Regions from separate parts of the Homo sapiens genome. Here region 1 is linked to region 2. The links are chromatin loops, found by intact Hi-C in ENCODE. Cell type or tissue: PC-3. All regions are shown on one strand.

What was found. Hi-C counts contacts between places; a loop is a spot of excess contacts. Peaks named below come from ENCODE experiments on the same cell type or tissue, not always from the same donor. Only the 100,000 strongest peaks of a DNase experiment are listed, where the experiment ranks them.
Region 1: it touches region 2 in a loop (4-fold over the local background); 2 of 110 quality-filtered maps call a loop at or near these places.

What each region holds. Positions count from the first base shown.
Region 1 is chr2:214,307,931-214,312,930 of GRCh38, reverse strand. All of the region lies in intron 15 of SPAG16 (sperm associated antigen 16), which reads right to left. Among named protein-coding and RNA genes, the nearest start is that of VWC2L, 100 kb to the left of the region's middle. In PC-3, CTCF peaks have their summits at 1,791 and 2,413 (motif pointing left); a DNase peak (open chromatin) is centred at 380; H3K4me3 peaks cover 723 bases; H3K27ac peaks cover 1,525 bases.
Region 2 is chr2:213,803,735-213,808,734 of GRCh38, reverse strand. All of the region lies in intron 10 of SPAG16 (sperm associated antigen 16), which reads right to left. Among named protein-coding and RNA genes, the nearest start is that of MIR4438, 48 kb to the right of the region's middle. In PC-3, a CTCF peak has its summit at 2,408 (motif pointing left); no DNase peak of the experiment used is centred here.

The sequences.
Region 1 (5,000 bases), 500 kb before region 2:
CCCTAACTTGAATGCTTTGTTAGCAGATCTCTCTCAATAGAAATGAGCTTAGATAATCTGCTTCAAAAAAAGCAAGAAAGGGAAAGTCCATTCAGAAATAGAGTACTAATTATATTACACTGTATGAGACTTTTTGCTTAGAATATCTAAATGATACTTCAGAAAAATAATTATAAATCACTGTTGTATTCTAAGGATAGACTCCTGCAAAAGCCAAAAAAATAACCCAATGCCTTGTGCTCCCCATACATAAGGTGATAAAAGATTATTAGTGTGAATGATCAACTTCCCATAAATCAAATCAACACAGCTCAGCAGGTTAGGGCACATGGAGGTCGATACATTGGTTTCTGTTTGTGAGAAGTGAGCATTTAGAGGATGATTAATCTGCTCTGGAATGTGCTAGACCTATACTAAATAATATACCAAGAACCCTATACACACAGCTCAAAGTCAGGTCCATGTACACCTTGAGAATATGAGCAAATTTACCCAGGATGAAAATTACTTTTTCCATAGCCATTGATGTTCAAATGATAAAAAGGATATAATGAGTTATCTTTACTCTGCATGAAACTAAAGTATACTTTGGTGCAGCAGGTACATTTACCAAGTGGTATTCAAGTGCATAAACTGAGAGATAATACAGCTCTAAAAATTACTAACTCACCCTGGGAGGGTTTTTCTTTTGTTTTTAATTTGGAAGACTCTGATATATAATTTTCAGTTTGAATTTAGAAGATTTATCATAACTGTTAAAAGATATGATTCATATCATTAAACACGATCATTTTCATCACAAAGGAAATGATTCACACACTAAAACCCATGTAAAATATTTTTTCTTTCTTTGAATAATTCCTCTTATTAGTGTGGAGATACTTTTATGCTTATAAATTTACAATTTTTCATTTTCAAATATACGCTGTCAGTATTAACTCATTTCATTTGATAAAGGTTTTTATTTTATTACTTCAAATAAAAAAAGAGTAAGGGTGTATGAGGGTGGGATCCACATCACTGACTCTAAGTATGCTATGTAGAGTGGGGCATACATTTCAGCCACAAAAGAGAGAGATTATCATTATTTCCTGGAGGAAATCACATTTTAAACTTAACTAACTAAAGGGAAACATTTAGAAAGTAAATTAGTTTTTTTCCCCAGACAGTTGACTAGAGATGTTGGATGCCATTTCTCCTCAGAAAGAAGATCAAATTTGCAGGTGAATAATCATGACCCAAGTGGAACTGAGGAAAGTGTGCTGAAACCTGTTGGAGAACCCATACAAAGAAGTTGGGATGCAGAAAAGGAAGGCAGCCAGAATCTGGCAGAGATTGACCCCAGAGGAAGTTAGAGTCCTGACAAAAGGTTACAATAGGGGGATCTCTTGCTCCTCTCACCTGTGTGACAGACTACTAACAGCCAAACTGTCGGGGTTCCCCTATCAATCAACCCAGAACAATGCTGTTTGTTGGTGGCAATTTGGGAACTTCCAGCAGGCACAGCACGAGGCAGCCATTTCCTCCATGTGTGCTCACACTCACACCAAACTCAGACTCAGGTGGCAGGGACCACACTGTTTGTGTATCTGTTATGGGTCATTAACCTACCCAGGGAACCTCAAAACCCACGGTGACTTTGGCAACTACAGAGGTCCATCAGGTCCCTGGGGAGCTGTGGGATCCCTAGAGGTATAGTCCTTCGAGTGTGCTGACCCTAGAGAGAGGGAGAGAGGGGGAATGCAGACTGCCAAAGCGCTCCTCGGAACAGAGGAAATGCAGGTAACAGTGCTGATCTCCAAAGGGGGCACTGTTCTGCCCTAGTGGATAGGTGACCCTAGTGGCCAGAAATGGATCTCCCACTGTCCCGTACACTGCTGCAGAGGTAGCCAAGGCCTTTCCTGTTGGAGGTTGCCGTAAGTGTCCTCCTTCCAGCATTTTTTGGGATAGCTGTGTCCTCAGTGAAGGTGTGCCCACTGCTTAGGCTTGTACATAGAACGGGGCTAATTTCTGCCTTTCTACACAGAGTGGCAGCATCACTGCAAAACAGTGTAAACCAACTAACTGCAGAGTCATCTGTTTGGTGTTGGGGGAAGAGGTTCTGCTGAAAGGTCATTTCATCAGTAGCCACCAGACAGGCATTTCTCACAGACCTAAGTTGCATTGTGGCCTGGAGATAAAGGACAGTGACTATCTGAACTGAAGGCCATGAACCCTGAGATAGGGGCATGATATGGAAGTGGATCATATTCCTGACTTCCCAGGATGGGGAGCTGGTGCAGCCCTCTCTTTACCACCCTGGAAACCTCAGTGCATCCCACCACAAACTCCCTCCATGAGCTTCATTAGGGCAGGTGCTTCCACACATCATCTCAATATCCAAAGGGAAACTGGCTCTGGCACCACCTACTGGAGACCAAACTTCACCAAAAACAAAACAAAAACCAAAACAAAACAAAAAGTGGCTGACAGAAGGACACAGTGCTAGGGAGGACATCAGCTACCTGAGATCCCTGTATTCCTGGCCTCCTAGAAGAGAGTGAATTGGCTCATATGCCCAATGTATAGCTACAACAAGCAGAATTTGAGAAAGCCACCACACAAAAGCTATCTATAACCAATGAATTCATACAGAGCCTCGGTTGTCTAAAAGCACCCAGAAGCCAAATGATCATACAAAATATGTACTACAGTCACACCTTCAAGGGAGGAAAAAATAAATATAAAGTCCCTTGCAAACAATAGCAATTTCAAAAAAAAAAAAAGAAAGAAAGAAAATGACGGTTTCTTTAGAAGAGAAGGAATCAGCTCAGTAACTCCAGCAGTGTAAAAAGAGTGCTTTGACACCTCCAAAAGATCACACTACTTCTATGGCAATGGATCCTCAATAGAATGAAAATTTGAAAATGACAGATAAAAAATTAGAAATATAGACTATAAGGAAGCTCAATGAGATCCAAGAGAAAGTTGAAAACCAACAAAAAATAAACCAGCCAACATCACCTCTAGTGCAACAGCACAGTCTCCAGCAGGACACCCCACAACCTGCTGTCCCAGCTGCTGCCTTGCCTCTACCACTGTGGTGAATGCTCTCAGGGAGGTAGGAACCCCTGTATCCACTTGCACTTTGCTGCAGCTGCCACACTTTGGTTCCCCCGGCAAAGTGAACTCCAAACCTCAAGGTTCAAACCAGAGAACAAAGTTGGGGCCCAATAGAAGTCCCCCAGAATTATAGTACACAGTCCAAAGGTTGAGAGCTGAGTGTTGGCCCCCTAAAATCTCCCAGAAATGAAGCTAGTCAGCTGACTCCACCTTATAACACAATCAAACCCTCATGGTCATCAAATAGGATAAAAGAAAAAAAAAACCTATCCAAAGGTCAGCAACCTCAAAGATTGAAGGTAGATAGGCCCACAAACATGAGAAAGAATCAGCACAAGAATACTAAAAACTCAAAAAGTCAGAGTACCTTCTTTTCTCCAAATGATTGCATCACCTCTTCAGAGAGGGTTTAAAGCCAGGCTGAGGCTGAGATGGCTGAAATGACAGAAGTAGAATTTAGAATTTGAATGGAAAGGAAGTACACTGAGCTATAGGAGTACATTGTAACCCAGTGCGAGGAAGCTAAAAATAATGATAAAACATTATGGGAGATGACAGACAAAATGACCAGTATAGAGAAGAACATAGCCACCCTGACAGAACTTAAAAACAAGAATTTCATAATGCAATTACAAAAGTATTAATAGCAGAATAGGCCAAGTGGAGTAAAGAATCTCAAAGCTTGAAGCCTGGCTTTCTTAAATAAGACAGGTAGAGAAGACTAGAGAAAAAAAGAATGAAAAGGAATGAACAAAACCTCTGAGACATATGGGATTATGTAAATAGACCAAATGTACAATGTCTTGGTGTACCTGAAAGAGATGGGGAGAATGAAACCAATTGGGAAAACATATTTCAGGATATCATCCATGAGGATTTCCTCAACCTAGCTAGACAGGGCAACACTTAAATTCAGGAAACGCAGAGAACCTCAGTAAGACACTCCACAAGAAGATCATCCCCAAGACATATAATCTTCATATGCTCCAAGGTCAAAATAAAAAAACAAAATGTTAAAGGCAGCTGGAGGGAAAGTCCACATCACCTACAAAGAGAAGCCCCTGACTAATAATGGACATCTCAGCTGAAACTCTACAAGCCAGAAGAGAATGGGGGCCAATATTCAACATTCTTAAAAAAAAAAGAATTTCCAAACCAGAATTTTATATCTGGCCAAACTAAGCTTCATAAGCAAAGGAGAAATAACATCCTCTTCAGACAAGCAAATGCTGAGGGAATTGTTACCACCAGACCTGCCCTACAAAAGCACCTAAAGGAAGCATTAAAGATGGATAGAAAAGATTGTTACCAGCCACTACAAATACACACTTAAGTACACAGACCAGTGACACTATAAAGCAACCACATAAACAAATCTGCAAAATAATCATCTAACACCATAATGAGAGTCAAATCCACACATACCAATACTAACCTTAAATGTAAATGGACTAAATGCCCTAATTAAAAGACATAGAGTGGCAAGCTGGATAAAGAGCCAAGACCCAATGGTATTCTGTCTTCAATAGATCCGTCTCACATGCAGTGACCCAAATAGGCTCAAAATAAAGGGATAGAGAAAAACCTACCAAGAAAATGGAAAACAGACAAAAGGAGGAGTTGCAATCCTAATTTTAGACAAAACAGACTTTAAACCAACAAAGATCAAAAAGGACACAGAAGGGCATTACATAATGGTAAAGGGTTAAACTCAACAAGAAGAGCTAACTATCCTAAATATATATGCACCCAACACAGGAGGACCCAGATTCATAAAGCACATTCTTAGGGACCTTCAATGAGACATAGACTCCCATACAGTAATAGTGGGAGACATCAATACCCCATTGATGATATTAGACAGATAATTGAGACAGAAAATTAACAAAGATATTCAG
Region 2 (5,000 bases):
ATACATGAAAGATACCTCAGTTCTAAAAAATATAAACAAAAGCAAAACAGTACTACATGGATCCTGTCATCTACTTGGCCTACTCATAATCTTTCCTATTTGCCATATTTGAGGCAAAAAATACATATTGCTTTCTTTTGTTTCCCACTGAGATATCCTCCTAGCCTTAGGCTTGCAACCCATGGTCCATACAACAGCCAAAGTAGTCACATATCACATCACATGAACTTCTTCTTAAAAATCTTTACTGGTTTTGATTTAGAAATTGAGCTCATCCTCCTATACCCCCGGTCTCTGATAACCTCTCACTCACTAAACTATAGCTATACCATTCTTTCCTCTTTAAGGTGTGTTTTCCAGTAAATGTTCTCGTTTGCTTGTAAACGAGTGGCTGTTCTTTCGTTTTTTAGTTTCTGCCTTAGGATCTTTGCATTTGTTGTTTATGCTGCCTAAAATGTTCTTCCACAAAATTTTGAATGTGTTTACTTGTTAACATGCACCTTACTTGGTAAATGTTCTTGTTTACCTGCAAACAAGTGCTCAGAACAATACTCAGCACATAGCAGGTACTCATTTTAACAAACACTATTCTTCCTTATAGAACAGCCTCATTCATACGTGGCTTTACTCATGGCCTCTTCAGTAATTTAATCCATAACTTTACATGGGTAGATCTCATTGTCCAGTGTCTCATTCTTTCCGTGTTTCTTGATTCTAATTTAAAGTGAGTCTGTATTGCATCTTGTTTTCATTTGGGCAGAATATTTGGCACCAAGGCCTATCATAGGTCACTAGCTAGGTGAAACAATAAATAGAAAATATACATCACAGTCATATTTAAGTTGACAGGTCTTTCAGTATAAAACAACCAGTGTAAACCAAGAATCTTCACTGCAAAGAACTTTATGAATTAATGCATTATGAATTAACACAATTTAGCTCAAGCTTATCTTTAGTCCTAATATGTCTACTCTGTAAATTAAGGCACACCTTAACTATATAGTTATTACTGCCCTAAGCAGAAGTTTTCAAAGCCCTTTATAAATATCTTGCTTCTGGATGAAACTGATGATAGTGTGGCCATTCTCCTGTACAATTACTTTTTCCCACTTGACAAGAAAATAGGTTGTGTGGTTTTTACTTTAGCACATTTTCGACACTTTTGCTGGAAGGTAAAACATTGTGCCTAGCCCATTCATCAAGTCAGTCTCATGAAGAAAGGGAATGTACTAGAATAAAAGAGACTTTGTTCAAGGAGGCAATTGGATGTACAAGTCTAGAGGTCAGTAGAGAGAAGTGGGCTGGGATAGGCACTTGGGAAGCTTCATCATAGAGATAACATTGGGAGGTGACAGAATGAATGGCACTATGTAGGGAAATGTTGAGGGGAAAAAAAAAAGAAAACAAGTGGTCCTATGATTTCTGACATCTGCAGGTGGAGTCGAGGACAAGAATCTCCCCCTCCAAATAGACTAAAAAGCAGTGCAAAGAAAAACATGAAGGAGTATGGAAGCAAATGAGTCAAGGAAAGATCCTGTTTTAAGAAGAAAAACACAGTAATCTTTGTCACATAATACTGAGAGTTTAGGACCAAAATAGTGTGTTAGTTGGTAAAGAAGAGTCAAATTTACTGGATAAAACTATTTTCTTTGTCATAGTTAGGATAAGCCAGATGTAGAAGGTTAAAGAGTCAGTGGGATGTAAGGAAGTAGATTTTTTTAAAGGACTGAACAAAACAACACAACAAAAATGTGAATTGATATGGAAAACAGCTAATGTATCCGTGATCTTTGAAAACACGCATTAATTAGCCATGGCATTTACTGTTTAGTAAAGAAACACATGTATCCCTTTGGATTGATGTTTTAAAATTGTCTAGAGACTAGACAAATTAATTTTATTTTTTAACTTATTAAAGGCAAATAACTTTGTATTAGGTACATGTGATTGTATTTCGTTTGTAACATTTGTAATCTTTTTAAAAAATCATCCATGCCTTAACTCAATAACTATATAATATCTTTAGTCTTTGGTTTGTACTCAGCATGTGCATAATGCTTTTAAATTTACCCCAATATTGAGTCCAATGACTACCTTTAGGAAGATATAGGAATTATTAATGTATAAATAATTAATTAAGATATTTACTGCATTCATTAAAACATATCAGTGGGAATTCCTTGTGAGAGTTTTTTTATTAAAGAAAAATACTATTCTCAGGGGATACATAAACATTATGATTAATTTAATTCCAAAATCTCATTTAAGCTAATATTTTCCATCTTTACCATTACAAAACATGTTACACGCTATTACAAATATCCAAATTGTTTGTTTTGGTTTAATCTAATAATGTAAAACATATTAAAGCACTTTAACTGTAAACATTTACCTAAGTAATGGCTACTTCTGCCATCTGGTGGCAGAATTAAAAGTTATATTCATAATTCTTATCAAGCCTGTAAACCAGGCCTCACTAAGCAATTCTAAAATAATCTCCCACATTGCAAGTATCATCTTTCACTTGAAAAACTTAAACATTTACAGGTGTTTTTGTTTTTGTTTTAGTGGGATGATGCTCTCTAGTATTTATTGGAACATTGATATGTGTGTGCTGAGCACATTAATAATGTTGCATGCTGACAAAGAAACCATCAATTTTATATCAGCAATCAAGTTATACATAAAACCTAATAATAATTTTATCCATATATGCTACATATAAAGCGATTTCCAGCATATCTAATTTTCAAGAATTAATAACCATTATATCTAAAGTAAGCTTTTAAAAGGAATGACGTTTTACTATACAACCTGGTATTTATAATTTGCTACACTGCCTACAACTTGGCTTTTTACCATGCCTTAGGCATTATAACAACCATTGCTATATGAAAATATTTTAAAATTTAAAAATAGTTTGAACTCTGAGCAAGTTTATTTGCATTATAGACATTTTACTGTATTTTTATATTGGGATCTTCTCTTTAAGAAATTTGAAAGGTTATGTGTAATTATGTGTCAGAGAATCACAGAATGGAGGAGTTGGAAGGGCTCTCAGACATCAGAAGGTTTGTTTCTCTGCCCAAAAGATGAATATTTTCTACACTATTATTATAAGTGGTTATCCAGCTCTGCTTATATAATTTCAATAATAGGAAAACTCTGCTACAGTTTCGACAACACCCCTCCTCAGATAACTCTTCTAAAAACCTAAAAGGTACTTCCCTGTATCTTATCTCTATTGGCCTTGGTTGGTTCTCTGAAGCCCTGTCAAATAAATTCATATTCTTCACTATTTGAAGACAGTTGCCATGTTTTCACCGCCCACATATTCTTTCCTTTAGGGTAGACATACCTAGTATTCTATTCCTCACATGCCACATCAGTTTCTCCACCAATCTGGTCTTTCTCTCTTTTTCTCCCAGTTTGAAAATATAGACCCCAAGACTGGCCTCTCCTTTCTTGGTGTCATCTGACAATCAAATCAAACTGCTGGTGTTTACCTGGGAGCCCTTTCTATGTGTGCTCTTCTTCTTTCATATCAGACAACTCTGATTAAAGGGAGAAGCCCCAGGTCAGGAAGTAGAATTCTGAGCTTGAGTTCCAACTCCATTACTTATTAGCTCTGTGGCCATAAATACATTTGACAATCTCTTTGACATTTATACTCCTCAACAGTAACATTGGTATTATAATATGTAATGAGCTACAGCCCATTAGCTACATTACAGCCAGCTAAAATTTCCAATAAGCCATTCTCATTATGTTCTTCCCTTCTTAAAGTCTTTGAATGGCTTCCGTTGCTCTGAGGATGAAGATAACGCTTCTTAGTTTGGCTTAAGAGGCACGACGTGAATTGGCCTCCAGCATCCTATCTGGCCTCATCACGTGTCAAATTTCCCAGAGCTCTCTCCTTTCAGGCACATCCGTCTTCTCTTGGTTTCTTATTCTCACCATCCCGCACAGGGCTTATGCTTCTGTGCTTCCTGTCTCGTAATCTTAGTTAGTTAGTTAGTTAGTTAGTTAGTTAGTTAGTTAGTTAGTTAGTTGAGACGGAGTCTCGCTCTGTCGCCCAAGCTGGACTGCAGTGGCGCGATCTCGGCTCACTGCAAGCTCCGCCTCCAGGGTTCACGCCATTCTCCTGCCTCAGCCTCCCGGGTAGCTGGGACTACAGGCGCCTGCCACCACGCCCAACTAATTTTTTGTATTTTTAGTAGAGACAGGGTTTCACCGTGTTAGCCAGGACGGTCTCGATCTCTTGACCTTGTGATCTGCCCGCCTCGGCCTCCCAAAGTGCTGGGATTACAGGCGCCAGCCACAGTGCCCGGCCCTTATAATGTTCTTTAGTAGCCCTCCTTCCTTACTTACCCCTTGCCCATCCTTAGTCAGAGATAAAGAATTATTTCCTAAGAGAATCTTCTGCCTACCTCCCCAACCAAGTTAAAATCACCTAAGGCATGGGTTTGTGGCACCATGTACTTCCTTCCACTCATTCGGCTTCTTTTGTTTGTGTAATTACTTGACTATGTCTGAGTCCTCTAGCAGATTTTAAATTGTATGAGGGCCAAGACCTCATCTGTTTTTTTGTGCCCAATTTTCCCCTAGTACGTGGCCCACTACTTGATCTATAATAGGTCATCAATAAACATTTATATCATATAAATTGTAATTCAATACTGACAAAGAAACTAAAAATTAAGAGTTGGAGAGGCTGGAAAGAGGAAAAGCCCAGGGATATGAATTTAGTATTTAGCAGTGGATCTCCCCTCAAGGAATTTTCTAATTCTGAGATGCAAAGGATCAAAGCTAAAAAGTTAGAGACTCAAGGCCTGTGCCATGAAGTCTGGCTGATTTGTTTGTTTATTTTTGTATATACTGAGGTGGGAGGATCCCTGGAGCCCAGGAGTTTGAGGCTGCAGTGAGCTAGGATGGCACCACCGTGCTCCAGCCTGGGTGACAGAGCGAGATCCTTCCTCTAAATATATACATACATAATA